Linked DNA regions of Mus musculus: region 2 is linked to region 1. A link is a loop called in an ENCODE intact Hi-C map of the cell type or tissue named here. Cell type or tissue: heart. All regions are shown on one strand. Links, peaks and the distances in the headings refer to the core of each region. The heading gives the core; the rest is flanking DNA.

What was found. Hi-C counts contacts between places; a loop is a spot of excess contacts. Peaks named below come from ENCODE experiments on the same cell type or tissue, not always from the same donor. Only the 100,000 strongest peaks of a DNase experiment are listed, where the experiment ranks them.
Region 2: it touches region 1 in a loop (1.9-fold over the local background); 1 of 42 quality-filtered maps calls a loop at or near these places.

Annotation. Positions count from the first base shown.
Region 1 is chr9:32,023,385-32,040,056 of GRCm38, forward strand. Arhgap32 (Rho GTPase activating protein 32) reads left to right here and starts at 8,919. Exons shown (of 23, transcript NM_001370958.1): 1 at 8,919-9,348. In heart, for the core only: no CTCF peak of the experiment used is centred there; DNase peaks (open chromatin) are centred at 6,557, 8,907, 9,587 and 10,747; H3K4me3 peaks cover 3,237 bases; H3K27ac peaks cover 4,949 bases.
Region 2 is chr9:32,096,140-32,112,811 of GRCm38, forward strand. The region is part of intron 1 of Arhgap32 (Rho GTPase activating protein 32); the gene reads left to right. Among named protein-coding and RNA genes, the nearest start is that of Arhgap32, 72 kb to the left of the region's middle. In heart, for the core only: no CTCF peak of the experiment used is centred there; no DNase peak of the experiment used is centred there.

The DNA.
Region 1 (16,672 bases), core at 4,258-12,257:
TTCACTTGGTCACACTAATTGACATTCACACGGGAAGGAAGTAGACAAGGCCTTCCCTCCCAGCTCTCCAGCCTTTGTTGTTGGCTTTTTTTTTTCCTTTGAGACAGGTTTCTCCATATAGCCCTGGCTGTCCTGGAACACACTTTGTAGACCAGGCTGGCCTTGAATTCAGAAATCAGCCTGTCTCTGCCTCCCGAGTGCTGGGATTAAAGGTGTGCACCACCAAGCCCCGTCTCTTTTGTTGGCTTTTTGATGATTGCCTTCCTGACTGGTTTAAGTCCTGATGGCTAAAAAATGTTGAACATTGCTTTCATATATTTATTGACCATTTGTACTCCATCATTTAATATGTTTTTTGAGATTATAATATCACCTCCTTTCTTACATCTTATGTATGCCTTCCCCCGCCTCTTTCAAAATTATGGCCTTTTAAAAAAATTATGTGTGTCTATGTATGTATATATAGGTATATATTTAAATGTATAAGTACAGCCTGCTCAGGCTGCTACTTATATGCATGTTTTTAGGGATGGCCACTTGGTTCTGGATAAGAGGTTGGTGTGCTCTCTCTGGAGGAGACTCTGCTCTCAGCATTCCTTAGCTGCCTGGAGTTGTCTGGATCGAGGCCTTGTGAGCTTTCTTCCTTCCACTTAGCTTGTCCATTGGTGTTGTCTATGTATATAACATCATCTTCTGAGGACATTTACCGACTGAGCTATCTCCTTAGTTCCAATGTCGCTCTTGATCACCATATAGACTTTATGAATCTCTCTTTGCTTCAACTTCTCTCAAAGTCAACAATGCCTCATTCTTGAATAAACATTGGGTCTTCTACTGAATACTACCCCGAGAGGCATTCTGAAGCAACTAAATCATAAAATTTCTCACCTGTTCGACACTATCTCTTTGTTGTACTATTTTACAAACTATCCAGTTGCCCTAAGCGAGAGAGTTGTTGCTTTTTATTTGTAAAAATCCATCAAAGACGACAGAGAAACAGTTTTTTCCGATTACAGCATGACCTGAGAAGGAAGGAGTTAGCTGCCGAGTCTGTGTGTTGCCAGCTCAGCTGGAGCCTGGCCTTTCTATCACTAGAGGAGTAATGCTGTTTGTCTTCATCATGAAATTCATAGAGGGAAAATTGAGTAGGGAGCAGGGGACTAATATTTTGATAGGGTAGTTTTATTGTTTTGTTTGATATATTATGACCTCTAGCCCCCACCATATCCAAGATCATCTGTACTTAAAGTTAAACACAAAATAACTTTCTAAGCCAAGTACAGTGATTTAAACAACAACAACAACAACAAAATGCCACATAGAATTATCTAGTGCAGTTCTTCTTGAGTTGCCTGGGAAACCTCCTATCTCCTGCATTCAGTTTGAGAAGTATAGGTGAACTCTCAGCCAACATGTATTCTGAATATAGCAGGAAAACCCAGATGCCTTAGACGGTCTGATGCATTTCAGTTCTGGAAACTGGAAGTCATAAAAGACAAGATCGTGGGAGGGGAATTGCTGGGAGCACCCTGGGAAAGCAGCAGCCTGGGGTTGAGTGACCTCTCTTTGATCTTTCACTTTCCCAAGTCACTTTCCCATGCTTTCCCTCCACACTGGCTGCAGTTCTTTAGCTCTAATAAAAAAGGCTTTGGGGTTGGGAGCATCACCACGTGTCTAAGACCAGTGCTGATGCGGCAGAGCTGAGCTTGGAGGGAGGAATGGCGCATTCAATGTGTTTACAGTAAAAAAGTGTGTGTGTGTGTGTGTGTGTGTGTGTGTGTGTGTGTGTGTGTGTGTGCACGTGCTCGTGCATGTGTATCTTCTCATAGTAGCATCCCACCACAGTCACAGCTACCAAAAGGATTTAGTTGTAGATTCTCCCAAGTCACCTCAATTAAGTATGCCCTCTAAAACAGCCTGGTTGCTGGGGTACACAGCTTCAAACACACTCAGTACTATCCCAGTACTCAGGAGCCAGTTTGACGCCAGTCTACACAGTGAGTTTCAGGACAGCCAGGGCTACATGGAGAAATCCTGTCTTAAACAACAATAACCAGCCAAACAAACAAGCAAGCAACAAAAAGCTCTGTACTACGCTTCCCTCCAAGGCATTTTGGTGCCTCTCAAAATCTCATATCCCAAAAATGTGATAGTTGCCTTTGTCCATTAAACTTTGCACAAAGCTCCACTTGGTTGTGCTTGATAAGAAACAGAATTAACATATTATACAAATGTGCATATTTCAGTGCTATTCCTTTCATTTTCTGTATCGCATCTAACTACAAAATGAATTATGTGTTGTTATTCTGATTCTACAGAGTACAGGATCTCACGTAGGTGGCATAAAAGATTTATTTATTTCTTATATGTAAGTACACTGTAGATGTCTTCAGACACTCCAGAAGAGGGAGTCATATCTCATTACAGATGGTTGTGAGCCACCATGTGGTTGCTGGAATTTGAACTCAGGACCTCCGGAAGAGCAGACAGTGCTCTTAACTGCTGAGCCATCTCTCCAGCCCCCTCATCCTGTCTCTTGAGCCAATTTTCATTGCTCTAAGAAAATACTTGATGCTGGATAGTTTATAAAGAAATCAGGTTTATACAGCTCATAGTTTGGGGGCTTGGGTTCCTAAACGGTGTGAGTTAGCTCTGGTGAGACCCTCTACCGCCATGGTGTTACATCATGGCATATAGTACCATGGCTGGAGTATATGTGACCAAGAGAGATCACATAGTGAAAAAGGAAGCCAGAGACCAAAGAGGAATCACATTAACTCTTTGGTCATAACTGCTCTTGAGAGAGCAGGGTTCTAGGAGAATGAACTTAATCCCTTCAAAGGGCAGGCCCCTGTAGCCTAACAAACTTCCACTAGCCCTCACCTCTCCATTGTTCCAACAGCCAGGCATGGGGGTACACAGTTGTCATCCAAGCTATGAGGGAGGCCTGAGGCAAGAGGATGACCTAAGCCCGCAAGTCTGAGACAAGTAAAGACATCACAGAAAATGCCTCTTAACATGGCCACACAGGGAGCGAAGGATGGGATAGAGAGGAGGCTAGTTAACCTTTTATTATATGGACCACATAGCTATCTCAGAAAGCTGGTTTTGTTGTTGTTGTTGTTGTTATTGTTTTTTTGGTTTTTGTTTTGTTTTGTTTTTTTCTGATACCTTTAAAGATGCTGATTTCTAAAACAGAGTATAAAGTCAGCTATTTCAATGTTCTTTATTCTTTTTACTTTAATTTCTTTATTTTATGTGTATGGGGTGTTTTGTCTGCATGTATGCCTATGTCTTGCATGTTTGCCTGGTGCCTGAGGAGGCCAGGAGAGGCAGAGGATTTCCTGAACCTGGTGTTACAGATGGTTAGAGGCAGCTATATGGGTGCTGCTAATCAAGGCCAGATTCTCTTGAAAAGTAGCCAGTGTTCTCAGTTGCTGACACATCTCTCCAGCCCTCTTCCTTATCCTTCAGATAAGACAAAAACAGTTAGAACTACAAGAGTCATTGTTTCCAGATTTTCTTTCTGTTTTAAAAAAATATGTTTTTTTCTCAAATTTTCTTTCTTCCAAAGCATTTTCACAGTTATTGAATTCTTCTACCATTATGATGGTCATCTCAAGAAAATGTTCAGGCCCATTTCACAGATGGAGCGAGCGAGAGAATCTAAGTGATTTGTACAAATGTATGAGGTAGCATAGGACACAAAATGAAAAATTTCTGCATTTCTCCTCCATATCATGATCATTTTCATTTGGAACGAGAAATCACTGCTTATAATTTGGCTTTAATTAATTCTGTGTCTTTAAATTTCAACAAATAAAATCTAATTGTGGGACTCTGGATGGCTCAGTGGTAAGAGTGCTCACTATAAAAGCAAGAAGACCTTATTTCAGATCCCCAGCACCCATGTTAAAAAGCTAGGCATGGGCTGGGGAGACGGCTCAGCAGTGAGAGTGCTGGCAATACAAGCCAAAGGACTAGACTTCAGACTCCCAGGACCCATTTAAATGGCAGGTCCTCCTGAGAGTGGTGGCAGGGGATCCAGGAGGCAAGCTGGCTAGTGAGAGAGACTCCCTGTAGAGATGCCCTTTTCATCTGCTTGAGAGACTTCACCTCATAGAACAACATGAAAGTGTGACAGAGGGAGGTTCCTAGCATTAACCTTGAGCCTCCACATACGTGCACACATGAGCACACATACACATACACCATACACACATATACATGAAACAAAACCAACAAAAGCCAAGTATGACGTCATGTGTCTATAAACTTAGTGTTGGAGACAGGCTGGTCCCAGGAGTTTGCTGTCTGTTCAGTCTAGCCATACAGTAAGGTTCAAGTTGAGCAGGAGACCCTGTCTCAAAAAATAAGGTGGAAAGAAACAGAGGAAGACACCCCACTCCCTTTGCTAAACTATTTTTTAAGACTCTCCAGATACTTGCTTTGCTTTGCAAAATATTTAATTTTGTAATCTGAAGTTGTTCCCGTTCGCAATCCTACATAGTAACAAGTAACAATAGATAAGCGAGTTAGTTTTTTCCCTTGTTTCCTGTTAGTACCATTTATCAATATGGACACAGTGGTACAGAAACAAAGCCGCTGCCCTTGAACTCCTTACATTTTAATGAAAGAGATTTAAAAAAAAAGTATCGGTTTCACACAACAGCGGCACAGTGATGAGTGCTTTGTGAAAGGAAGGACGGGAGGCCAGAGGAGACAGAAACTTTAAAAGCCAGGAAAACGAGGCTGCCTTGAGGAATAGTGGGAGGCAGAGGTGAGGTCGGTGCCAAGAGAATGACAAAGGTAAAGAATGGATAGGTGGGCGGGGCTTAGGGATTGGAAAGGCTGGAGGAAGAGCTTCCGGTTTCACCAGTAGTGTGGTTAGAAGCAGGGAGCCCTGGAAGGCTCCAAGCAAGGAAAGTTAACCATTTGAAAGACATTCTCAGCCTGATGGTGGTGGTGGTGCATGCCTTTAAGTCCGGCAGGGGAATCTCTGTGAGTTTGTGGCTAGCCTGGTCTACAGAGCTAGTACCAGGACAACCAAGCTTACACAAAGAAACCTTGTCTGGAAACAAACAAACAAGCAAACAAACAACCGCATACTCTGTTGGCTGTATTGAGACTAGCCCTTGGGAAGAAAGAGTGAAAGCTCACTGGGTAGAGCGATCTCAAGACTCTTCCTGGATGTGGATGGCTAAGCAGGAAGGGATTATGTAGATTATAATTTTCTTTTAGGACCGGAAATGTAGCTGGGTAATAGTAAATGTTTGTCTAGCAGTATGTGTAAGATATGTAAGATCTTGGGTTTGATCCCTGGGCCTTCACACACACACACACACACACACACACACAGACACACACACACACACACACACACACACACACGAGACAGAGAGATACACACACATACAGAGAGAGAGACAGAGACAGAGAGAGGGAGAGAAAGAAAGAGAGAGAGAGAGAGAGAGAGAGAGAGAGAGAGAGAGAGAGAGAAGCTGAACATCATGGTGGCACATACCTGTAAACCCAGGACTCAAGGAGCAGAAGGATAGCGAGTTCCAGGCTAGCCTGAGTTACATAATGAGTTTGCATTTGAGTTACACAGAGAGACCCTGTCTTTAAAAAATGTTCTGTTTCAGATACATCAATTTTGAACTATCCAAGCATAGATGTCTGGGAGTCAGCTGCATATATAAGTCTGGAGCTCTGGGAGAGGTCAGAGTCAATGCATGGAATTCTATTTAAAGCCTGAAGCTGGAGACTGCCCAGGATGGGAGTGTAGATAAAGAATAGGAAAAGCCCAAGGTCAGAGCTCTGAAGTCAACATTCAGACTACTAGAGGACAGAGGGATGACAAAGGACTTGAATGATTCAAAAGCAAACATGCAGACAGGTGCAGCTGGTGTCATGGTTTTAAAAAAGAAAGAAAAACCGCTTTGTGGGAGAAAAGTGATGGGTGAGAAGATGAAAAGCTTATCATTTCAAGTGCACCCAGATTTGTCAAACCCCAATGAAGAGGACACCGTAAGTCCTTAAAATGTCTCCCAATGGCTAGGAGAAATGCTTCAGTTAGCAAATCTTTTTGTTTGTTTGCTTGTTTTTCAAGATGGGTGTTCTTTGTGTATCTCTGGCTGTCCTGGAACTCCATCTATAGACCAGATTGACTTCAAACTCAGAGATCTGTTGGCCTCTGCCTTCCAAGGGCTGTGATTATAAAGGCGTGGGTCACCACGCTCAGAAGATAACAAGTGTTCAACAACAACAACAACAACAACCAAACTTCCTTTGTTGCTCTCCCCCTTTTAGAATGGGAATGTAATATGGAGCTGGTCTCTTGGTCAGAAAAATAAATACACAAAGCAATGTCATTTGTCAGCTTGGGAAAATTCTCTATTAAGCTTGGCCCACTCTTAACAACTTGCTTGTCTCAAGCCAGCTGTTGAGTATTCAGTTTTGGGATTTAAATAAGCTCCTTTCTCTCCTTCTCTACAACTCAAGGTTAGGCAAGTGTTACAGTCATCTGTGAGGCTGCTCTTTGGCTGGCTTTTCTTGTCTGCACTGTGACTCTGCTTCTCAGCCCTGAGAGGACTGCAATGCAACAGATCTGAGATGCAGGGAGGGAGCCCAGATGCCACCTCCTGGAAGATGACAGTGCCAAGGCTGAGCGAGGAGGCCAGCCTGAGGCATCCAACAGCTTGGGGTGGGGTGTGCATTCCTCTTTCCTTGTAAATACCGAAGCAAGTCACACATAGAAAGCAAATCCTATCACTTAGCTTTGTTTTATAGTTGGATAGACTTTTTCTTTTTCTTTTTTAATTCTTATTTTTAGGGAATGTTGCAATTTTTGTGATTTATAAATTTAGTCGCTGAGGATATCAGGAAGACCGAGGTACTTGATTACTGGAAGTATATAGAATACCAAGGTCAGATGTGAACAGAACTGCCCAGTGGTCAAGCCTTGGGTTAATACGCAGGCTTAGCACTGATAAGCACTGACACAGAGGTCATTCGGAGGATTCTTTCCAGCGGGAGGGAGCAAGGCTCGCAACAGACAAAGGAGGATCAGAATCCCTGGACTTGCCTGTACCTCTCAGAAACCCCGGAATCCATTCTTTCTTCAAACTAGATAAAATACAAATAAAAATATAGTTCCCAAAAGACTTAAGAGGATTTAAAACACTATATATACATATCTATCTATCTATCTATCTATCTATCTATCTATCTATCTATCTCCTAAACCCTACCTATCTCCTTTATCTATCACCGAAGCCTAACCCTGGATTCATCTAATCATCAAACAGTCAGTATTTCAGGGTTTTATGTAAGACTTTAGGACATGAAGGCTTTCTGACTGGAATGCAGATGGACTCCGGAGGATATGAGCTGAGAGTAGTCAATATACCATGCCCTTGGGCAAAACTGGCCTCCTGTGGTGACCCAGTTCTTCTTCCTCTCTTGACTGCCTCGGGTATCACAGGAGAGTCACATTTCATGCTCACCATTCCCCAGACCAACACAAGTTACTGGATTCATTCTTGTGCCTCGGGTAGACATTGCTCACTGGGACCCAAAGGGGAAGTTTGGATTTGGTAAAAAGAAAGAAAATTCAATTTCAGGTTTTCAGAGTTCCTTGTTTACCTTCTCTTCAAGAAGACCCCTAAGATCCTTCTTCCAGTAGAGGGCTGAGGTTCATCTACCAAACATGGCTTCTTGATGTTTCCCATCCTAGTCTGTGTCTCTGCCATTCACATTCCACAGCTTTCCTGGTTCTATGCTAGAAAACATGTAGGCTATTTACCCTAAAGTAACGTTGGTTCTACTGACACTGTCAGGAAAATGGAATTACCATACATGTTCATTACTGTACACTCTCTAATTTCTCCCCAGGATGTGGTAAAATCCTGGTTTGTGTGTGCCCTTGAAATTCAGCTAATTGCGGTCAAGGCCATGTTTTACATTCAATGACTCCCACTGAAATGACTAAATGCTGAGTGGACCCAATCACTGCAGTGACATTAGATGATGCAGTATTTGGCATTAATAGGCTTAAACATAAAAGCAAGTTACGTAGGTTAACTGCTCCCCTTGCCCCCAACATTTCGATATGGAACGAGTCAGAAGGACTAAAAGGTATATAGATTAAAAGGGGGAGAGGGGGATGATGGAAGCTGCGGTAGAGGAAAATCAGACTATCCAGCTATCTCTCCTGCATTTTGTCATTCTGATGGTCGTTGCAGGTGGAAGTGCTGTTCAGCCTTCGGAGGCGGAACAAAAGAACCATGGAAGAATCAAGGGCAATGGCATCCAGTCAGGGGATTCCTAGGGAGTCCCTCTGTATCCGTCTCTTACCACGCACCTTCAAGTTCCCTACTCTTTCACCCTTTCTTGCCCTTCTCCTCAGCTACACCACTTTGAATTTGCTGGTCCAGAACTCTGGATGAAGAAGCTAACTGAGGGAACTCTCAGGCACCCTGCCCCTCAATTCCAAAATATAAGCGGTGCGAGTTCATTCTAGCCTCCAAGCAAGCAGAGAGCACGGGCGGAGGATCTCCTGCCTAGCGGCAACGACCCCTTCCCTCCCGGGTGCAGGGACAGGATTGTAGGGTCAGCAGTGGGAGGAGAGAAGCCACTGCCGTAGTCTCGGACGATGCCTTTTCCTGCGGCGGCTCTGGAATCTTTGCCCCCCCACCAGGACACAGAGGCCGAGGGGAGGACAGCCAAAGTGCAAGCCCCAGGGCGGCCACTCGGCTCCCCTCTTCCTCTCCAAGTGGCCCCCAGCCGCGCCCCCCGCCGTGCACATGCTTTCCCGGGACAACAGCAGGCGAGGCCTCGATGCGCGCGAGGCGGCCGTGCGCGCGCTCCTTGCGCCCTCCTCGCGCGTGCTCGTGCCCGCGGCCGCGGTGGCGCGCCTCTTCTCCCGCTGCGGGCGTCGCGGGTGCAGAGGAGGCGGAGCGCTGGAGGCGGAGGCCAAGCGGGCGCGGACCAGCGGGGCGGGGGCGACCCGAGGCGTGCGGGCGAGGGGGCTCTGCAGCGCGCGGCGGCGGCGGCGGCGGCCCGGGGGTCGTGACGGCCGCGGAAGGGGAGCGCGCCGCTTGCCTGAGGTGCAGACCCAAGGCCGCGGCCCGCAGCCGGCGCCCCCGCGCCTGACGGGGCGGCGAGGCGGGATGAGGCGCTGGCGCGGGGGGCGCCCGGCCGAGCCCCCGCGGCGGCCCTGGGCGGCCCGGCGCTAGGCGCGGCGGCGGCGGACGAGGACGGCGGGCCCAGCCCGCGGAGGGCAGACACGGAGCGGAGAGCGGCGCGAAGCGACGCCGCGGCGGCGCGGCGGGGCCGCGGGGCTCGGTAAGGCGCGGGCGGGCGGGCGGGCTGGCCGGGGGCGCCGCTGACGTGGGCCGCGCGGCGGGCAGGGCTGCGGGGCCTCCTAGCTTGGCCGGCACCGGTGCTTCTGGGCGTGCACGTTGCGATAGGATGCTCTTGGGGGCATCTCGGGTCTCTCCCGCCTCCCGGGGCGACAGAACTGCGTGCCCGCCACCTCTCGCTAGCATCCCTCGGCGAACTGGGCGTTCCGACGGCCTCCGGGCCTGCTGCGACGCTTCCCGCCCGAGGCCGAGTCCGGCAACTGCGCCCCTCCACGGGGACCCGGCTGCTCCCGGAGGAACCCCGGCGCGGGTAGGGGCAGCGGAGCCAGCGGTCTCCGCTCCCTGGGACTCCAGTGGAGTTTCTCCTCTTATTCTAATTGGTTGAAGTTGCTGTTTCAGTTGGACATTAGTGATGACTTAGTGCCTCTCTCTTCCCCCTGGCTTCCCTCGTCACCTCCCGCGTACTGCGTTACCCATTTTGTTGACTAGAGTAAATATTTATGTTAAAGGTTTCGTGCCTGGCGTAGAGGACACTGGAGGGAGAAAATCAGACCTGATTTCTTAGCTTTAGTCTGGATCCTTTAGATCCTTACCTGCAGTTGAGACTTAGAGAAAGTGGTGGGAGGAGGAGGCCCATCTCGGGATGCTTGGGATGGTCTCCTAGTTATCCTTTAGGAAATAGAATTGGGATAATTATAATCTTGATCGTATGCAGAACTACAGTCAAGCTGTAAACTGCTCGAGGCACTGCATGATGCTACATGGATAGCTGGGCCGTGGCACTGTTGTCAGCATCTCTTTTATTTTCCATTCTTTCAGAGTTTTATTTGGCGCAGATTGAGACCTTTTAAGTGCATCTGAATGGGCAGAACTTTTCTGATACATTGGTTGCTTATGTAAACACTGCCATTATTTGTGTGTTTCTATTGGAAGAAGAAAAGGCAAACGGTGCTTGTCGTAACTGGCCCTTGAAGTCCACAAACTGCTTAGTTTGATTCAGTGACTGGGTTTGTGGGAATATTTTTGAGTAATGATGCTTGTGGTTGGTGAATGCATTTTTTTCATTATTGAATGAACTGACGTCTACATTTGTTCCTTGGCCTTGAGTGGGAAGGCATCAGGAGCAGCAGTTGCCACAGCACAGCCTCAAGAGTTCAACCCTCTTGCTGAATGTTCTTGTTCATCGGGTTGTTTGTAAAGATGAGGGATGCTGATGTGATGTGATTCCCATTAGCAGGGATGTCTGGAATCTGATTCATCCTAAAGATAGCTATGGTGGAGCTGCTCCTCAGGACCAGAAGTGAGGTTGGAACTGTGCTTAAGCCAGTTAATCCGTTCTTATCGTGCTCTGTGTGGCAGTCTCTGGAATAAAGCAGCACTTTGGACAGAGGCTTGTCCAGCTGGAGCTATGGTGGCAGCCTAGATTGCTTATGATCCTGCCCATGGAGATGGGGGCAGGGTGACACGGGGTGGGGGTGGGGGCAACAACGTATGTGGGACAGAGAGGAAGTGTTAGTTGGAGAACCGTGGTCAGTTATATAACAGTTTTGTTTCCGAGGGAGAGGCTAAGAACCAGCAAGGCAGGCTCAGCTGTCATTAGAGCCTTTGATGTCGGGTTGAGTTCCAGTAGTAGTTATGTTCCTTTTATTTCCCTTTCCCAACCCCACATTATTTTTCAGTCACCAGAAGCTTAGCCACAGTTGGGCTGAGACGTTAATGGCAACGAATTCGTTTCCACTTCTTTCTAATTCGTTGTTTCTTTTGCTTTTATATTGAAGATGTTTTTATTGTTGCCTTTTCCTCTTTGGGTGACTTTTTCCTTCATTTCTTAGGGCAAGGTCTTGGAGATTCTAGCTTGGCCTCAACGTTGATCTGTAGCAGTGGACAACCATCAAATTCTGATTCCACTTTCTGATTAATGTTTAGATCACTAGACCCCATTTATATGGTGCTTTGTGCATGCTAGGCCAGCACTGTACCATCTGAGCTCCATCTCCATCAGATGGGTTTTCCATCAGAATATTCTCTTTCTAAACTGACTGGGCATATTATCTGCATAGTATATATAGACTCACTGTTTCTTATAGATGAATTTAATAAATGTCAGGGACTAGCAGATGTTTTTCTTCATAAGACAGTAGCAAAAGAAAATGACTAAACATAGCATCTTTAAAGGCTAAGACTAGCATCCATGAGAATTTTAAGGGTTTAACCAATGAACATGTAATCTGGTATCCATGGAAGCAGTCAAGAGGCAAGTGGACTTGAAGATAGGCCATGGCTATAGTTCTGTTCTAGTTACTTTTCTGTTGCTGTGATAAAACATGACTCAAAATAAACTTGGAGAGGAAAGGGCTTCTTCCAGCTTATAGTCCAAAACTGAGGGAAGCCATCGCAGGAACAGGGTAGCAGGGACTGAAGAAGATAGTGGGAGGAATGCTGCTTGCTGCCTTGTTCCCCGTGGCTTGTCCTTCTTCTTATAACCAAACCAGGACTACATGCCTGGTGGTGGCATTGTTTGTAAGACATTACTTAGGAAAATGGCCTCACAGACATGCCCGTGGGGTAGCCGATAGAGGCACTCCTTCTTGCCAGGTGATTTTATGTCAATTTGGCAAAACAAAACTGACCAACACAATAGCATCCTACTTTCCTGGGGCACAATTGTCATTTCAGAATTTTTGTTTTTAAGAATATGAACTATGTGTGGGAAAGCGTGTACTGCCTTTATACAGTTGTGAAGGGTCAGGTGACAGAAAGCATGTGGCAATGCTTTGTGAAAGCTGTCATGAGGAAGAGAGCACTGTTAATACACACAGTGTTGAATACCATTCTTCCTCACCTGCTAAGGAGGCCTGCCACAGTGTTTTATTAATCTGACTTTTCTTGTTGTACAAGGAGTTGAACCCGGGGGATCCAATGCATGCTAGGCAAATAAACACTCTATCTTTGAGTTCCATCCCTAGCTTTTGAAAAATATTTTAAAAGTGATTTACACAATATAGATAAAGAACAGGAAGTGTTAGATTTCTTCTAGGTCTAAGCTCTTCTGATACATATTTTTGAGGAGAGTCTTATGCAAAAACTATCTTTGGACTTTTAAGAATTTTTTGTTATTCTCAGAAAAGTTAAGTGAGTTGAGACTTTGTTTTTGTTTGTTTTGTTTTGTTTTGTTTTGTTTTTTGAGACAGGGTTTCTCTGTGTAGCCCTGGCTGTCCTGGAGCTCACTTTGTAGATCAGGCTGGCCTCGAACTCAGAAATCTGCCTGCCTCTGCCCCCGAGTGCTGGGATTAAAGGTGTGCGCCACCACGCCTGGCTTGACTTTGGGTTTCTTTAGAGTATTCAAAGTATTCAAGAATTTTTTTTTTTGAGACAGGGAATATTCAAGAATTTTACAAGTAAGAGTATGTAAGCCATAAGGATATTACATATGTAAGATAGTGTGTTTGCCTAGCAGTTGAAGGCCCAGGGTTTGATCCCTAGCACTCTAAGAAACAAAGTTTGTGTTTGTATGCATTTATAGATGTATATGTTTGTGTAGGTGTGTCTGTGTGTATGGTGGGCAGAGGTCAGCCTTAGGTATCATTTCATAGGAGCTGTCCATCATTTTTCTTGAGAGAGGGTCTCTAATTGTCCTGGAGCTTACTATTGACTAGACTGACAGTCAGTGAGTCCCAGGGATTTTTTAATGTATATTCTGGAGATCTGAACTTGAGTCCTTCTCGCGCTTGCATGGAAAGTTCTTTATTGACCAAGTCATCTCTCTTGCCCTCTGCATAATTTAGGTTGGGATTGGTACAATGCTGGCTACAGACCTGAATGACTCAAGAGCTAAGAGAAGGGGACTTGCTGACCAAGGAGTGACTCTGTTGTAGAAAATTTAAAAAATTGTTGGGAGCTAGGGGTTTGACTCAGTGGTTCAATTATAGCACCCTGACTTAGCTTGCTAAGACCCTGGGATTGATTCTCAGTACTCTAAGAAAAAGCTTTACTGAGATACCGTCACATTTATTTATGTGCTGTTGATGGCCGACTTGGCATCCATCAGTAGAGCTGATTGTTTCTGGAGGCAGTGAGTCTAGCAAACCCTAAAGTCCTTATCATCTAATCACTTTGCAGAGAAAGTTTGTCAGCCCCTGATTTAGGACTTTTTTTTTTTTTTTTTTTTTTTTTTTTTTTGCTGTAATTAGCTCAGGTGTTGTTTTCTGTCACAGCCTAAGTTCTGACTTGTGGATCAGCACTAAATTTTATTTTAGAGCTAGATATACCTGTGTTTAAATGTTCATTGTGATATTTATAACATTTGGTCCTGCATTCTGGCATATCTTGGTGATTTGGGTGCCTCCATTGTAACTAGGAAATGGTATAGTCACTATCTGTCTGTCTGCTTTAGGAAGTTGTCCTGGGGATTAAATGAATGATGCCTGTCAAATCTTGATAATGTTGAGAAAACAGTAAACACTCAGTAAGTGAACAGGATAGCTGTAAATTCTAGTGTCAAATGCTGTAATAGTTTTGAGCACAGATTTTAGAGTTTTTTCTCCTTGAGTATTAATGCTACATGGAATTTTATAGAGTTTCCTCTTATACTGAAACTGTTAGTTTAGTTAGGAGCTAACAATGAATAATTTAAAATATGTCCTATATATTCGAATACATATTTATTAAATATAAATATATATCAGATAATTAAGAGAAAAGGGGAAAATGTGTCTGCTTTTCAGAGGTCCTGCTTCTTGGTTATTTCCTAGCGATCTGCGCAGGCTTGCTAGGTGAACTTTAAACACCACTTCTATTTTAGTACTGGCATTTTTTTTTTAAAGGAAAGATGTGTGAGAAAGACCTGTTTTAATTAGGCCAGGGAAGATAACTGTCCCTGTGTGGACTCTGTAATCTACTTCTTAGGATTCGCAGTAACATTTTTGTAACATCTCTTTGGCGTTAAAATAATAAAAGTTATTATTATTACTATCTTATTGTTTAGAGACTTCGATATTAAACTGTTTTCTTAAGTATTTGGCTAATTTTACAGTTTAGAAATAGGATGTGCATCCCAAATACTGATTTATTTAGGGTTAATCCCCATGGAAGGATGAGCAAACAGAAAAAGACTGTTGTTCTGACAGAATTAAACAAAATAGAATTGGGGTCACTGTGGCTTTTGCAGTCCTGCAAATTATGTGGTTGCCTGGCCTTGTGTGATCCTTAATTGAAGTGAGATGAACCAGGGGAGGTAGAGGAGGTGAAAAGTTCCCACACTGCCCTCGGGAGAACAGTGGGTTGGCGGTGGAGTGGTTTTCCATAGTGGGGCAATACTCTGCATCTGCAAAACTGGTAGGTAACAGTTGTAGCACTTAAAAGTGGAAAGGCCTAATATGAGGTGACTTTCTCTCTTCAGGTAAAAACCCAGCAAAACCAGAGATTTCTTAACCTGGCAGGCGAAGGTTGAACAGAAATATTCCCTAAGGGACTCAAGTAGTAGGCTCTGATAAAATAATTACAGTTACTGGGCAAGGGCGCTCTTCCTTGGTATTTAAAGGTACTCACTGTAATCCTACGGTGATAGGCAAGCTAAAGTGAGAAATATGGTGTTTGGTTTAATTTCTCACACAGAAGGCATGAACTAGAAAAATTGTATTTTTAGAAATAAGTCAATTTTTTGTCTTACAGCCAGTTTTTGGCTAGCTTTTCTTCCTTTCTTAAAGATTTTTCATTTTTATTTAGAGGTATGTGTGTGCCACATTTGTGGATGCCCCAGAGGTCAGAAGAGGGCATCACTTCCCCTGTAGCTGGAGATATAGGTAGTTATAATCCGCCTGGTGGGGGTCCTGGGATCTGTTAACTTGGATTCTCTTGAGCAATGTGAACCCTTAACAGCTAGGACCTCTCTCCAGCCTGTTAGCTTTGCTTAAATGTTGTATCCCATTAATCTTGGCTCTTTAGAGGTGGTGCACACTGAAAGCAAAGGTATGTCACCACCATGAGAAAAGGTTAGAGTAGACCCAGGCCGTCTGCAAGCCCAGGCTGGGAGAAACTCTGAAGTATTCCATTCATTGTCTGCAACAGTCAGATCTTTACTTTTTGCAGCCCAGCCTTTATCCGGGGCAGGTCATCTGACTGCACCCTGCGCCTCTTTTCATTGCAAACAGTCAAAGGACTCTTCTGATGGACATGTCCCGTGGTTTTAAAGAACCTGTTATATAAATGCAGTAATCATCCAGAGTATTAAGCCTGCTCCTCCCTTCCCCAGAGCAGCGACTGTTACAGGGAGAGCAGTTTTGAGCCCGCAACCTTGAGAACCGAGGTGTTTGACTCTGCTGAGAGCAGTTCGTGTCCTGGAGTCTCTGCTTTGTCTCTGATTCACTGTCCTCACATACAAAATGAGAGGTCACATTGGAGGTCTCCGAGGTCTTTTTTTGACCCAAAATTCTTTGCTTCTCCTCCTGCTCCTCTTCTCCCCCTCCCCAATCTCCCTCCCCCCCCCATCATCTTGTTGTATCTGTGGTCCTTCACGGCCAGTTGTGGTCTTCACCCGAGAACGAGGGAAACCAAATCTCCCTTATCAGTAGCCACCGTCAAGTACATCTGCAGATCTTGTGTGATGCGACTGCAGTGGAAAAATAGGTAAGAAAGAAGGAGCCTTGGAGTCTCTGTCCTAGGGAGCTGTGTTAGTTAGGAGTGTTTAAAGCAAAACTAGAAGACGGTGGGATGAGGCTGTTTTGTGGCCTGCCTTATTGAACATGTGCATCAGGAGCTGTGTATCTGTGGACTGTGTGTAATTGTGAACTTTGGTTACCTTCTCCTGGGCTGAGAAGTAGCAGCTCTCTAACAGTCTGTCAGTACCTATGTGAGAACTGCTCAGTCCAGCCCATAGGATGGAAGGCAGAAGTTACAGAATTTTAAAAATTTTGTGTTCATAGTTTCTCTTGTGTATGGTATTTGTAGCCACATATGAGCATGCAGGGGCCAGAGGGGGACGTTGGGTATTTCCCTCTATTATTCTCTGCCTTACTTCTTTGAGACAGGTTCTTTGTCATTTTGGCTAGAGTGGCTAGCCAGCAAATCTGCAGGCTCTGCCCATCTTTGTTCCCTATAAAGTTGGCATGTGTCCTTGGCTGTTGAGGATTTGAACTCAGGACTTCATGCTTATACAAGTGTTCTCACCTTTAATTTACTAGAAGTACACTAAAGGGGGCAGCCTTTCTTCTGAGAAGGCAGGCATGTGAGAAGTGACCCTGTTTCTGACGGAGTCTAATCCACAGATCTCCCGCTCCCCATCTCCACCTCATCTGCCTTTCTGTGTGTCT
Region 2 (16,672 bases), core at 2,982-10,981, 71 kb after region 1:
GAGTACCTTTACATCTTGCTAATTGGTACTTTGACTCAATGCCTTCCTCTGTTGTCCTGCGCTGCCTTTGCAAAGGACACCCTCAGGCTCAGCCTCCTGCCCTTAGCGCATACTTTATGCTCCTCACTGGCTCATGAGGCTGGTTTCTCTGACCTTAACAGGTATTAGGAGTCATATTTGCACTTTCCTGCAGAAAGCCGTGCCAGTTTTAGTGGTAAACCCAAAAGTGAGGCTTTTGTTTTGTCCAGAAGTGAAAATGACGTGTTGTTCTTGTTGCACTGTTTGTAGACTGAGTTTCCTACCTTCTCCTTTGCTCACAAAGCTTATTCCTATGTTTTCCTCTCAATTATGTTTTTCCTTGCTCCCACGCCACACGCAGACACTTCCTTTCTCTTGCCTTAAAACTCAGTCCCAGTGTTATCTGGTTTGCTTTGACTGCTCTGTGTTCTCCTGGACACAGCAAGTGGTGAGCGAACACTGTAGAGGGATTGAGCCGAAGTGTCTCAGTCAAGGATACGATACTCCGGTTTTAAAAGTTAATAGAGTTCCAGAGCCTGTTCCAAATACAGGAAGAGCATACTCATTGTTCCATGGCCAGGCCTGTCAGGTCTAGTTTTCTTAAGCAGTTTATGCAAGTCCTGTATCTGTGGGACCTTCCTTTTCCTGGTAACTAATTCCTTGTCCTTGTTTGCTCATGAGCTCGAGGGTGAATTGATGTGACTGAACACAGGGTCGCCAGGATTTAGGTTTTTCCTTAGCAAAGAGTTATCGAGGTAGTCTTCTGTTGAAGCCTAAAAGGCTAAATTATGCAAAATGAGGTTGAACATTGTATATGTTAATGATTAATACAAATGTTAATCTTCAGATTTTAGGGTGTTTTTAGTTGTACATAAGCTCTGCTTATATCTATTTTTTACTGCAGGGATCTCAATATTAATTATTATGTGGTCAAAAGTAGAGCTGTGGTCTGATTTGTTAAAGCTTGAGGCTAGGAGCCTTATTGCTTACTTTCATAATTAAAATGCTAATGCTATTAAAGTGATTACAACATTAGAAAAACTTTGAATGTTGCTGGAAAAATAATTATTTCTAGGCCAGAAAAGTATTTCCAGGCAGCCTGAGAGCTGGTTTGAGAATGTGGTTCTCACGGTGCGTGTCTAAACTCTGCTGTGCTGCTGGTGTGACGTGGGCATGGCAGAGCAGATCACAGGGAAGCCAGAACATAGGCTTAACCTTCTGTTTACCACGGGTGAGAGGAGGGGTTCTGCACATAGAACCTAAAAATGCCATATCCTTACCTCACTCAGAACAAGGACTCTTGGAGGAGATAGGCTCAGTAAAATCCTGTGGGAACATCATGGGCAAAGTATGAAAAATTAAATTTTGTGTATCTTCCTGTACCCATATAGCTGAAGCTCGTATCTGTTTCTCATGAGGAAAAGTATAGCTTCCAAAATGAAGCTTTTTCTTTTTAAAACTAATGCTCCAGCTAGAAGAGGAGAAGAAAAAGTTAAAATTTCAGCTATCAAGTTCTTGAGAGAGAAATCTGAATTAGAAACCTAATGAGAGTGTAGTGTCCCTGCTCTAACTCAGCCTGTGTGTACTTGTGAGTGAGGAAATGTATCCCTTCTTCATGACCCTGAACAGCTAGCTGATGTGGGGTCTCTCTTTCTGGCTTCCCTTCTGTCTTAATAGCGATGCTAAGTTAGAAGTTTCTGCAGGGTTGGCTGTGGCACGGAGCCTGGAGGAGACTTACTTTTTTTGCTTCGTTCTGATTTCTTCTCACTACGGATGTCTGCACCAGCTTTCCCACCAGCCATTAGACATGCAGATGTGAAAGTCAGCTTGTAGTGCTTACCTTGCATTGCCTCCCAGGCTGTGGGTAGGGCCCTTGACCCTGTCATACATTGTCTGGCTTTCCAAGCTTCCCATAAAAAGCCTGGGTGGAAGCGTCCATAACCTTTGTGACTGTTGTGTTATGTATGGCTGCAAAACCTGTATCACACGGGCAATTCTAAAGTCGGCTGTTAGTTCCTGTGGTAGCTGAGCTACCCTGGGACCATAGTTATTGCAGGCTTTGGGTACCCAAGTGGCTGAGCACCATGAAAACAATATTGGGGAGACAACACTGTTTGTGGTCCTGTGCCAGCAGGGTGTCTTGAGACACTCATTATTATTATTATTATTATTATTTATTATTCAAACCTACACCCTCAAGACTACAAATGGGCTTTGGACGTTCCTAGCTTTTCCCAAGGCATCTCTTCTGTTGTCCTAGAGTGTCTATGCTGCTGCTCTTAAGAGGATGAAAAGTTAACAGGGTTTTTGTTTGTTTGTTTGTTTTTAATTTATTTTTACAAATGAGTTTGGGTCTTTTTCCTGCATGAATGTTTGTTCACTGCTAGCATGCGGTGCCTGCAGAGGCCAGGAAAGAGCATTGGATGCTTTGGAACCCAGTTAAGGGTGGTGATGAGCTCCCATGTGGGTGCTGGAAGTGAACTCTGGTCCTCTGCAAGAGCAGCCCAGTCCTCGTAACTGCTTCTTTTTTTTTTTTTTTTTTCTTTTTTAGATTTATTTATTTATCATATGTAAGTACACTGTAACTGTCTTTAGACACACCCGAAGAGGGCTGTCAGATCTCATTACGGATGGTTGTGAGCCACCATGTGGTTGCTGGGATTTGAACTCAGGACCTTTGGAAGAGCAGTCAGTGCTCTTACCCGCTGAGCCATCTCACCAGCCCCCTCGTAACTGCTTCTTAACTGCTGAGCCACCCTTCCAGCCCTGTTTGTTGCTGTTTTCCGTGTTATCTCTTAATAAACAGTGGCTGCTTCAGTCCAGTTCACACAGGCTTATCTGACCAAACTGCAGGTACTTCTGCTGCGCTGTTTTTCTTTCTAATTACTTCTGAGAATTTGTTCCAAAAAAGCCTGTAAGATCTATGTCACAGCCTGAATCCTGTGCAACCTTGAAATTTCCACCACTAGATTTGATTAGCGAGTTGCCTTTAAAGTCATTCAGAGTCTCAGAATATGATAAAATGTAAGCAAATTCTTTGTCAGATTATAACATGAGTGGTTTCTAGTCTAATTTTCAGTGGAGTTGACTTTGGCCTACCCACACTTTGGTCTGTCATAGACGCCCTTTCTGGGGTAAGTAGACCTGTATGTTACATTTCCCTAGGAAAAGTCTGTCTGTCACACAATATTATATGCACATATGAATATTACATAAACATTTTTAAAGTAGACAGCTGGTTTTGAAAAACAATTTATTTAACACTTACTGTGTTGTGACTACAATGTCAAATCTGTTGACCATATTGTCACACTTAGTTCTTAAATTGTTCTTCTCAGGTTGGTGCTGGTAATCCAGTTTTTCAGTGAGGAAATTGAAGCTTAAGTTAGTTTCTGCCCGAGAACCCAGAGTAATAAGTAAGGTTCATATTTGACCTTCTCGAATCTAATTACTTAAGCTCCTTTGTAAAGTTACACACACACACACACACACACACACACACACACACACACACACGAGTGCACACCCCTTAGCTTGGGTTTGGGTTTTTTTAACTTATAATTAAAGATATTAAAACTATTTTGAATTATGTGTATGTATATAGGGCTGTGTACATATGGTGCCCGTAGTGACTGTTAAAATACCCTAGAGATGGAATTACACAGACAGTGTGAGCTGTCCAATGTGGATGCTCAAAACCAAATTTGGAACCTCTGCAAGAGCACTGTGTGCTCTAACTGCATAGCCATGTGTTCCACCTCTTACAGGGTTTGTTATAGTCAGGTTCTCACTCTGTGGATCAGGCTGGCCTCGAACTTGTGCTGCTCCTCCTGCCTTTCTGTTCCCAGTACTGGGTTTGCAATTATATATTAGTTCAAAGTTGTCAGATATCAGAAATGGAAGAGACTTTTGGATTTGCCATTTTTTTTGAGACAGGGTTTCTCTGTGTAGCCCTGGCTGTCCTGGAACTCACTCTGTAGACCAGGCTGGCCTCGAGCTCAGAAATCTGCCTGACTCTGCCTCCCAAGTGCTGGGATAAACGGCGTGCGCCACCACTGCCTGGCTCATCTTTTTTTTTTTAGTATATATTTTTAAGAAACATGAGAAGTCATGTCAGAAAGCACTTCTTAGGTATAGTTCATGATATATAAGTTCCAGAGAGAGCTTCTGTGTACATAGTTATAGAAGACAGAAGTTCTAGAAAGTACTTATAGAAGGGAGATACCCTTTTATACCAAACCCAGTATTACTCACCATTAGATTCAAAATAGTTTTAGATTTACCTAAAAGTTCAGAGATTCAGGAGAGTTCCGACCTTCCCCACATCGAATTTGACATCTTATGGTAATTAATATGGATGTGTTGGAGAGAACATGAGGGGACTTGGAGAGGGGAATAGGGGTAGCTATGACCACATTCACTGCACAGCTGTATGATAGTCTCAAAAATATGTTTTCGAAGACTGGTTTTGTAAAGTGAAAGGAAAATCACTCCTCAGGACCAGAACTGTATAGCCGTTTCACGTCTCGGTCTGTCTCAGGACTGTTTAGTTCAAGGACGAAAGGGCTGCTCACCCAGTGCTAAGGGACTTTGCACGTAGAGAACAAAATAAATGCTGACTGGAGCTTTCAGCTAGTCACCTAGTGGGAAAGCAAACCCTATCAGTGCGAGACTGAGAGCAAGAATCTTGGCGCTTGTAGTGTGCATCAGGAAGCTTCCTTCTCACCACAAAGCTCTAGTTATGGGAAAGGAGGAATTTTTCTTTTCACTTTTTAAAAAACACATTCTTGGGTCTTTGGGGGACAAATTGTTGTAATTTAAGCTATATCAATGTCAGTTGTGCCTTTATCACTGGTGGGGCTCAACTCAGCTCTAATTTACACTTCTCCACTAACTTTTCCTAGTTAAATGCTTTCATGAGTCTACCTTGGCTGGTGAATGCTGCCACAACCCTAGTTTGTAATAAAAATGGAACATTCTAGATCACAATTGGAGTGAGTTAAGCAGCTTTATTGAAATATAATGCCATCTGGTCCTTCATGGTTTAACATGTAATATATGTGTGTATATATTTCTGTAATCCAGAAAGCAGTAACATTCTAATTGGGAAACAACATTCAATTTACATATAAAGAAACAAGTCTTATTTGTGTTATAAAATTAAATTTGATTTCAGTTTATATTTTGACCTGGCTTTCATATAGTTATCCACAAAAAGTATCAAATTTTATTCCTCAAATTTTATGTTTCATTAAACTGTACTTCAAATAAAATATAATTATAGGATCTATATTTTTCACTTTACTTGAAATGGCAATGATGTCAGTAAGAAACTGCATAATCAAGAAATGTCCCCAAGGCTCTCAGCATGCTGTTAAATGAAAGTCAGGAGCAAATCATAGCCTCTTCAGTTAATTCAGAAATATATCAAGGGGGTGTCTTACTTGGCACAGAGGATACCCTTTACAACCTATCTTGTCTGTTTTGTACGTGACAGCATGTGCACATGCAGTTAGTAGATAAAAGTGAATAGACAGCAGTTCAGGACGCACCCCAGCACCCTCATGACTGTAGGCCATGCTGAGAATGGTATACCTCCCTACCAAAGGAGAAACAAACAGAAACACCAAGCCAGGCACAAACCCATTGATCTACAGTGGTGTCCTGCTTGGAAGATACACTAGGGCAATGCACAATGCTTGTAGAAGTAACCAACCAGTGTCTGATTTGACTTAAGGCTCACTTCATGAGATGGAACCTATACTAGACACTACTTGGGTGACTCAGAACCTGACACTAGGTAGCCCAAGGACCTAAGGGAAAACCAAATACTAGTGTTATGAAGGTTAAAAAATATATATAGTAGCAATAAAATGACTCCTAATGATGTTCTGCTATACTCTTAGATCAGTCTTTTGCTCAGCCATCACCAGAGAAACTTCCTCTGCAGCAGAGGGGAACACATACAGAGATCCATAGCCAGACATTACAGAGAGTGAGAGACCTTGGAACACTCAGCCCTAAATGGATGTCTATGTCAAATCCCTCCCTTCAGGACTCAGGGAACCCTGTGCAAGAGGAGGTGGAAAGAGTCTAAGAGCCAGAGGGGATGGAGTGTTTCTCTCTCTCTCTCTCTCTCTCTCTCTCTCTCTCTCTCTCTCTCTCTCTCTCTCTCTCTTTCTCTAAATCAACAGGATCAATGCACACATAAACTCACAGAGACTGCAGCAGCATATATAGGGCTTGCATGGGTTTGTACCAGATGGAGTCCTTGAGCTAAAAGGAGAAGTGGACACATATTCCACCTCTAACCTAGAAGATATCTGCAATTGATAAGCACTTGCAAATGAAAATGTACTTTTCTCTGAGGGAGTCTAACTGGGGAGACTCTTAAGGGTAGGCAGCATATTTCCCAGGAGATGGACAACACAAAGTGAACTCAATGGCATCATTGGTCTTTATTTTTTTACACACCATATTTTATTTTCCCCTCCCCCACCCACCCTCCGACAGTTCCACATCCCATACACCCTCCCTGCCTCCCTGTCTCCATGAGGATGTCCCCACTCCCACCCTACCAGACCTCTAAGCTCCCTGGGCCTCCAGCTCTTGAGGGTTAGGTGCATCTTCTCTGACTGAACCCAGACCCAGCAGTCCTCTGCTGTATATGTGTTGGGGGACTCATATCAGCTGGTGTATGCTGCCTGGTTGGTGGTCCAGTGTTTGAGAGATCTAGAGGGTCCAGGTTAATTGAGACTGTTGGTTCTCTTACAGGGTCACCCTCCTCAGTTTCTTCTAGCTTTCCCCTAATTCAACCACAGGGGTCAGCAGCTTCTGTCCATTGGTTGGGTGCAAATATCTGCATCTGATTCTTTCAGCTGCTTTTGGGTCTTCTGGAGTGTGGTCATTGCTAGGTCCTCTTTTGTGAGCACCCCATATCCTCAGTAATAGTGTCAGGCCTTGGGACCTCTCCTTGACCTGGATCCCACTTTGGGCCTTCTTTTCTTCAGGCTCCTTTCCCTTTACATCCCTGTAATGTTTTCATACAAGGAACAGGTTATGGGTCAGAGTTGTGACTGTGGGATGGATGCCCTGACTTCCTGCTGGAGGTGGGCTCTATAAGTTCCCTCTCCCTACTGTCGGGCATTTCATCTAAGGTCTCTCCCTTATCTTTTTTTTTTTTTTAAAGTGTATTGGTTGTTTGGTTTTTTGAAATAGGATTTATCTGTGTAGTTCTGGCTGTCTTGAAACTCACTGTGTGGATTAGTCTGACCTCGAACTAAGAGATCTGTCTGCCCCTGCCTCTCAAGTGCTGGGATTAAAGGCATGCACCACCACTGTCTGGCTGGGAGTTCCTTATAATGTCCATGTCTAGGCTTTTTTTAAAATTATCTTATTTTTATTTTGAATATATATCTTCTTTTTAGCCTACAGGTCCTTTGTGTATATTATGGCTTCCAGTTTAATTTTATTTATTTAAATACATTTTCTTTCTTTCCACATTGTAGTTTTCTCTCTCTCCACTCTTCCTAGTCCTTCCCCCTCACTTCCCCTCTTGCACCCCCTCTCCCTGCACTTCCCCTCCATTTCTCTTCAGAAAATGACAGGCCTCCTGTGGATAGCAACCAACCATGGCCTATCAAGTTGTAGTAAGACTAGTTACCTCCCCTTGTATTGAGGCTAGAAGAGGCAACCTCATAGAAGGAAAGGGCCTCAAAAGTAGGCCGAAGAGTCGAGACATCTCTTGCTCCCACTGTTAGAAGTTTCACAAGCAGACTTAGCTACACAACTGTAACAGGTGCAGGGGGCTTAGGTCAGTCCCATGCAGGCTCCCTGGTTAACTGTTCAGACTCTGTGAGCCCTGGGAGCCCTGTGGGCTTTCTATGGGTTTTCTTGAGGTGTCTTTGACCCTCTGGCTCCTGTAATCCTTCTCTGTTCCACAGGATTCCCTGAGTTCTGCCCAATGTTCAGCTGTGGGTCTCTTCATCCGTTCCCATCAGTTGCTGGGTGAAACCTCTCTGATGACATTGGGTTAGGTACCAATCTATGTGTATAGCAGACTAGAATACTTTTCCATCTGTGGTCTCTGGGCTGTCCAGCCTCTGGATCCTGGCCCTCCATGGATTGTCAGGGGCGAGCTTCCTCTCATGGCACGGGTCTCAAGTTGTAGTATTTACAGATAGCACAGAAATTGTGGGAGTTGCCAGCCAGTGACTGTTCCAGTTTAATGTTTTTATGGAATTCCTAAGCGTGTCTCTCGTGCCTTTTCCTGGGCTCTCTTCCTTCTGTTTATTTTGTTCAATTCCGATGTTTTAATTTTTATTTTATTTTGTTACTGTCTCTTAGAAGCTAGTTTTCTGAGAGATTAAAAAGGGGTGTTTCTGAATGAGAGGGAGGTGGGAAGGAGTAGAGGGTGGGGAACCCATTACCAGGATTTGTTATCTGAGAGAAAAAAGCTATTTTCAGTAAAAGGAAAAAGTAGTCCCTTTAAAAAAAAACTAACCAAGCCCAAATGAAGTAAATAAATCATACATTACTGAAATATAAATATTAGACTAAAATTCTGAAAGTGCTCTTTGTGCAGTTGAATTAAAATTTCATATCATAGGAAACATTTTTCATGTGCATCTCTTTCATAATCTTACATAAACGATGGGACCGATTTATGTGATAGCAAAGCATCACCGTGGACGACATCAGGCTTGGCTCGTAAGGAATATGGGGGTGGCTTACCAGGGAAGTGAATAGTCCCTGGAGTATAAAATCAGCTCTCCCTGCATGTCCGTGGATAGATGAACCTCCTCTGCCCCCCTCCGCCTGTAGATTCGAAGCTACCATGAAGAGTATTTAGAGCAGTACTTTTGAAAGCATGACAGGATAGTTGGGAATGAAAAAGTAACTTGAAATTTTCTCAGTGAAAGAGACATTTAAAGTGTTTCTTCCTAGGTGACCTAAGAGGTGACTGCCTACCCTGGGGATTATGTGACCCTGGACGACCATCAGTTTAGTACAGGGATGTGGAGTACAGGGACTGTATCTTTTCCCTTATTATGTCATTAGACCTTTGGAGAATATGAATGAAAATGAAATATGAAGACTGACCACAGAACTGTAAGACAGAAAAGATAAATGCATGGATTTGAGTTTGTTTTTTGGTTTGTTTAGCTGACTTTAGACTCTTTTAGACTCTTTATGCACATATCTGAATCTATGCAATTCCAGTATGTGCTTATCGTTGTTAAAGGCCTTTGGGTTTCTCTGATTGTTTTTATTTTGTTCAGAAGGAAAAATGTACTCACCTGGTTCTTAATGTCTCAGACACCTGCCTGAGACAGTCCATTAGGCAAGTGCTTGCCTGCCTTTCTTTTCTCCTTGTTTTCAGATTTGACATGGAAGCCCCCTTGAACTTATGGGTTCAAGTGAGCCTCCAGCCTCATCCCTCCAGGAGCTGGCACCACAGGTGTGCCACTGTGCCCTCAGATGGCGCCTACCAGATGTCAGTGAGGCAGGAGAACTACTCCCTACATGGCCTCATGTTTAATTTCAATGATGTTGAATGCCCTGGCACCTAGGTTTCATCTCAAGAATGCTTTGTAGAGGAATATTGATATCTTTACTGATATTTCCAGACATTCTGGCAAACGGTTTGTTTGTCTCAAATGTGATTTTGTAGTGTTATATGTGGTAGGGTTTTCTAAAATTACTGTTTAATAAAATATAGTTTTATAGTGAATGTGATCCTCAGTTTTATGATTTTAAAAGTTGTCCTTAGGGAAGAAAAAAATCTTAATTTGCCTTTGCTATCACTGAAATTGTTTTTGTGTATGTATGAGTGATGTGGCATAATACTGTGTGCATGAGTGTGTGCATGTGTGTTTCTGTGCAGTTGTGCATGTGACATGATGTGGAGGCCAGAGGTTGATGTTCAGCATCTTCCTCAATCATGTTTACCTTAGTTGTTGAGACAGGAGACATTCACCTTTCGTGAATGTAGATAGTATCATAAATTTAGCTGCTGAGACTCAGAGACTCTTCTGTCTGCCTCCTCAGGGTGGGGGAGATGCACACCGCTGTGCCTGGACCACTGTGCCTGGGCTTTACGTGGTTTCCAGGGATCTGAACTCAGATACTCATGCTTGAACACACACCACGTGTCTTACCACACACCACATGTCCTCATCTTTGCCACTTTTTAAGAGAATAGTTCTCTCATCCCCCCCAACCCCCGGGTCTTTCATGTCCCAGGCTGGCCTCAGACTCTGATCCTCTAGTTGCAGCCTCCAGAGCACTGGAATTATCCATTTCAGCACGTTTCAGAGCTTCCTTTTGTGGTTTCTGGAATAATAAAACCAGCGTTTCAGTTTTGAAAAACCTGTGATTGTATTTATTTATTTATTGTATTTATTTATTTATTGTATTTATTTATTTATTTTAAACTTACTTTTTTGTGTGTGGGTCTTTTGCGTGAATATATAGTGTCTGTGAACCACATGTGTGGTTGGTGCCCTCAGAGGCCAGAGGGTGTCATCCTCTCGAATTAGAGTCACAGATGGCTGTGTGCTGCCCTTGGGCGGTAGGAATTGGATCCAGTCCTCCAACCTCTGAGCCATCTCTTCACTCCCCCCCCCCCCCAGTCTTCTGGTCTTGACTAGCAGATAATTTTTTAATATATTTTTTATTACGTATTTTCCTCAATTACATTTCCAATGCTATCCTATAAGTCCCCCATACCCTTCCCCCGACTCCCCTACCCACCCACTCCCCCTTTTTGGCCCTGGCGTTCCCCTGTACTGGGGCATATAAAGTTTGCAAGTCCAATGGGCCTCTCTTTCCAGTGATGGCCGACTAGACCATCTTCTGATACATATGCAGCTAGAGACACAAGCTCCCGGGGGTACTGGTTAGTTCATATTGTTGTTCCACCTATAGGGTTGCAGACCCCTTTAGCTCCTTGGGTACTCTAGCTTCTCCATTGGGGGCCCTGTAATCCATCCAATAGCTGACTGTGAGCATCCACTTCTGTGTTTGTTAGGCCCCGGACTAGTCTCACAAGAGACAGCTATATCTGGGTCCTTTCAGCAAATGCTTGCTAGTGTATGCAATGGTGTCATCGTTTGGAGGCTAATTATGGGATGGATCCCTGGATATGGCAGTCTCTAGATGGTCCATCCTTTTGTCTCAGCTCCAAACTTTGTCTCTGTAACACCTTCCATGGGTGTTTTGTTCTCAATTCTAAGAAGGGGCAAAGTGTCCACACTTTAGTCTTCGTTCTTCTTCAGTTTCATGTGTATTACGAATTGTCTCTTATATCTCAGGTATACTAAGTTTCTGGGCTAATATCCACTTATCAGTGAGTACATATCATTTGAGTTCTTTTGTGATTGGGTTACCTCACTCAGGATGATGCCCTCCAGGTCCAATCATTTGCCTAGGAATTTCATAAATTCATTGTTTTTAATAGCTGAGTAGTACTCCATTGTGTAAATGTACCACATTTTTTGTATCCATTCCTCTGTTGAGGGGCATCTGGGTTCTTTCCAGCTTCTGGCTATTATAAATAAGGCTGCTATGAACATAGTGGAGCATGTGTCCTTCTTACCGGTTGGGACATCTTCTGGATATATGCCCAGAAGAGGTATTGCGGGATCCTCCAGTAGTACTATGTTCAATTTTCTGAGGAACTGCCAGACTGATTTCCAGAGTGGTTGTACAAGCTTGCAATCCCACCAACAATGAAGGAGTGTTCCTCTTTCTCCACATCCTCGCCAGCATCTGCTGTCACCTGAATTTTTTATCTTAGCCATTTTTTGTTTGTAGCCCCTAAGCTACTTCAAACCTAAGAACTTAGTCCTTATGCAAACAATGCAAACATAGAAAAAGGTTTCTCCTAGGTACCTAGATTCTCCATTTCCCTGTGCCAGCCTTCCCTCCTTTCCTCTCCCTCTCTCTCCCTCACACACACACACACACACACACACACACACACACACACACACACACAAAGCCGGCCTTCCCTCCTTTCCTCTCCCTCTCTCTCCCTCACACACACACACACACACACACACACACACACACACACACACAAACGTACTCTTACATCACCACCCAGCAGCGTTCTTCCCTAGATTCTAACTACCTAAATGCTACTGATTTTAACAAAATTAAGTTCAAATTAAAATAATTTTTACCTGAAGGTTTGAATGCTCAATAGGCTTGATACTCTCAAAACAACTTGCTTTTAAGTTGTTAGTGACAAGCCATCTCGGGGAGTAGCTTTGAATCGGTTACTAAGGAGAGTGTGCCAGCTTTGGCTCTATTAAGGCTAAACCTTTCTCTTCTAATACAGTGGGATTTTCAGGCAACAGTTATAACTTGTCCACCTTAGGTAACCGTGCTGTGACTATGTGTTCTTGTAGTGTATCATTTCTAGAGATTTGTTGTTACACCTGTTTTATTATTATGTTCTTTGCTATTAAGAGGGGTAATGGATTCAATTTTGAATAATTTCTGTTCTTTTGAAACTTTGGTTTTCTAAATTTCATGTTTTAGATGCAAATTTGCCATCCTTCTCTGAGCTTCATTTCTTTTTGTCATCTGTCATTTGGTTTGAAATGTGAGTGCTCCTGTGTGAATTTTAAGCTAATATTTTTAAAATCACACTAATACTGAGAATTTAAATTTGGAAGCAACAGCATAGATAGTAGTCATGGTAGGCTGTGTGAGCAGGAAGACCAGCACACTGGGGAGTCCTCCTTTCCGATTGTTCTTTGAAGAAGTCCGTGTTAGTTTGTGATTGCTTGCAGGATCTATTGCAGTATTAACTTCTCTGGACTTGACCTGCTGATAGAAGGTAATATACTACAGTACCAGTTTTCTGCTGGAGAGTGGAGCAGGGAAAAATGTAATCCTCCTTGGTCAGACTGGGCCTGATGGGCCTGCACAGGATGGACTTGAAGGTCGTGATATTTCTGTTTTATTGCCTTAAATTTCTGACACCATGAGTCCATGTATTTTTATATAATTCAGACTGCATGCTGAAGTAAACTGTCTTTGGTCTCTTGATTCCTAACAGTCATGTAATCTCGAAATTTAGCACACTAGAATGGGTGGTTCCTGATTTTCAACTATTTTCACGTAGCAGGTCAGTTCATCCTAGTATGTTAACTGTTTTTCTAGCCTTAGAAAGATTCTAAGTTTCTATTCTCCACTGCAAGGATGTTCTATAGTTTGCATCCATTCTGTGTTGTTCTTGGGAACTAAACAGACAGTGGTACCAAACATGGATTGTGATTGTCTTTAGTTGACTGTGGGAGAGCAGATGTTGTAGGTGGGGGAGAAGATAAAAGAACCCATTTAGGTTATAAACCACTTGGCATTCGAAACTTTTTTTATTATCACAGGTCTTGAAGAACTGCCCATTTATACCTGGTAAAGCATTGTGAGAACAGGTTATTAGTGGACACTATGCATGTATACATATGAGAAGTGTGTTTGTGTGTATGTGTGTATTGTGCACACATGTGGTTCTTGTTCATTTAATATTTGTTTTAGAAGACTGGTAGATAGCCAGAAAATACTAAGCTAAAGTAACCTTTGGAGCCTTTAGGAATTTATAATTTTGGGCAACACATGAAGCCCGGATGTTTAATTATCATCATGCTCTGTCTCCCTAAAAAGGGTGAACAAAAGTAAATGGAGCAATGGAGGAGGCAGGGAGTCTTGAGACTGAAGAGACCTGCGACCTGTCATACTGTGGGTGGACGGTTTCTGACTTAGACAGGTGAGTGATAGAAAGTAGAAAAAGGTTTATGATCATTAAAACATTAAATAGTAAAGCTATTTACTGACTGGTGTTTCAGGGAAGGAATTATCACTTCTCTAAAACAGTGATATTATTTAAAATGTTTTAGAGTTCAAGCATTATGACCTAAGTTTAATTTTTAGTACCCACTTAAAAAAAAGCAGCCTAGTGTTTGCATGAGCTCGTAATCTCAGCTCTGGAGGCAGGAACAGGCGGGGTCGATCCCTAGGGCTCACTAGCATTTCAGGCTAGCCTACTGAGCAAGCTCCAGGCCAGCAAGAACCCACTTCCAAAAGCAAAGTGGTTCACACCTGAAGAATGACCTCCAAGGTTAATCTCACCTCTGTACATATGTACGTACACACACATACAGGTGTTTTAAAAAGACATTTTGACTTATTAAGATTAAGTGATATCTAGGATTTGCTTACATACAAGTTGGTGAGGTCAGTGGAAATTTCTCAGTTAATTAATGATCTAAAATTTTTATTGCATATACTGTGTGCATTTTGGGGGGAGGGAGAGACAGATAGAGAGACAGAGACAGACAGACAGACAGACAGACAGACACACAACACACACACACACACACACACACAGAGTTAATAGGAGTCAGTTTCCCGCTGTGTTGAGACCTGAGGATTGAACTCAGGGTGTTAGCCTTGGGAGTAAGCACCTTTACCCACTGAGCCATCTTGCCAATCCTTAGGAGGAAGAGGAGGAGGGAGAGGAGGAGGAGGTGGTGATAGTCCTTCTTTTCCTCCTCATCCTCTTCTTCCTCCTCCTCTTCCTCCTCCTCCTCCTTCTCAACCCTTCGAACACTTCTTTAATCTCAAACAATGAAGGTAAAGGTAGTTTGTAGAAGGAAGTTCCTGTGTTTGAAAGTGATGTCTAATTGAGTGGTAGAAAAAGTGATGAATCAGGAAGATTTGACAGAATAGGATCTGCCCAACTCAGAAGAAGAGAGAGGAAAGAGAGGCAACCTAAGAGGGAGCAGAGCAGAGGGAGAGAAGGAAGAAGGAAGAATGCAGTTTTCCTGGGAGATAGGTTGAAGAGAGAACAAGCTAGCATGGGTGAAGACAGAATGAGCCAGAGAATGAGGACTCTGAAGAATTGAACAGAACAGATTACCAGAGTTAGTTTGAGGCCAAGTAGAGCAAGAAAGTCAGAGGTCAAGAGAGAAGCCAGGTTGAATCAGCCAGCCAGGAGAGGAGTTTGAGCCAAAGTAGTTGAGTTCAACCAGGTAGCAGGGGTTTGAAATTGGAAAAAAACCTCTGATATTAGATCAAAGCTGTCCTTGGAGGTCTACCTGGTGCCTGTGGGATAACGACTGTCTCTGAAGCAAGCTTGTTTGGGGTTGGGTTCTTAAATTGAAGGAGGACCCAAATAGGCAGTTTCTAGGGTGGTTTTATATCAGCCAGCTGCCATTGTCTTTTGTGTAAAACCTGTCCACAGTTTACTCCATCATATTTAAAGGATGTGCAGAAGTGAGGAAGATCAGCTGTGATGCGAACAATCAAAAGAAGGTTTAGAAGGAAAAGTCATTAGGAGGAATGAGAATTGTTTAGAAAGAAGAGAGGACTAAAACCTGTATGAAATAAGTGTGTAGAAACACAATTCTCTCTTAAGGCACATACAATATGAAATTTGCTCTTTTTTTTGCAGGGACAATGTAATGTACAATATAAAGTATATTGTAATATAATGAAAAGCTCATTATTTTTATTTTTCTTGTTTCTTCCCCTTCCCTTCCCTTCCCTTCCCTTCCCTTCCCTTCCCTTCCCTTCCCTTCCCCCCTCTCTCCTTCCTTCCTTCCTTCCTTCCTTCCTTCCTTCCTTCCTTCCTTCCTTCCTTCCTTCCTTCCTTCCTTCCCTGGAGGTAAGGCGGTTGTGTTGATGCTCTTAGTGGGAGTTCTGAGCATCTGTACAGATGCCTTTCTCGGAACCTGAATGTGGATCTGTATGTGCTATTCTACCCCTTTGCCTCTTTTTTCTCTGCTTTCATCATATTTCTGTTCACTTGTTCCCACCGTGATCATGAAGCAGCTGCTTTGTCCTCATAGTATGTATGTAGCATTGCTCTTCCTGGCTTTTCAGTGAGATAATTATGTAATTCAATGCTAAGCAACAATAAGGTGCACGTTTTGCTGTTATAAAGTGTGTTACAATGGGTGTTTCTGCTTATCTCCAGTATCTACCTGAAAGACCACCGGGCTAAGGAGGGTCCTAGTTTGCGTTCTGGTGGATTTTGCCAACTCTCCCTGCAAAGAGAGTGCATCTGTTTAAACTCTGACCTGCATGCATATTGATTTTCCCTTATTGTCTTTCAGTTTGTTAAGAGCTTTACATTTTTTTTAAATTAGTATATAATTACATAATTTGTTCCTTCTTTTCTTTCTTCCAGTCCTTCCTTTGTAACTCTCTTGATCTCTGAAGTTCATGACCTTTCTCTTTAATTGTGTATACACACACACACACACACACACACACACACACACACACACACACGATTTCAGGGCTGACCAGTTGGTATTAGATAAGCAGTTGGGAGCTCTCTCTAGGGAAGGCTAGTTCTCCTTCTCCCAGCATTATTTAGTTGCCTGTAGTTATTTGTTTAGGCTCAGAGTCCCCATGAGGCATCCCCCTTCCTTGTTAGGATGTTGTGGTGTCATCCTTAATTAGGCCTCATATAGTCAGTCATGTTGATGAAACTTCATGGATCTAGCTTCTCTGACATTTTAGAAGACACAATCTCACTGCAACCTTCCTGTTCCTCCGTCTCCTACAGCCTTTGGCTTCCTCTTCCATTATGATTCCTGAGCCTTAGGTATAGGAGTTGTGTTGTAGATGCATC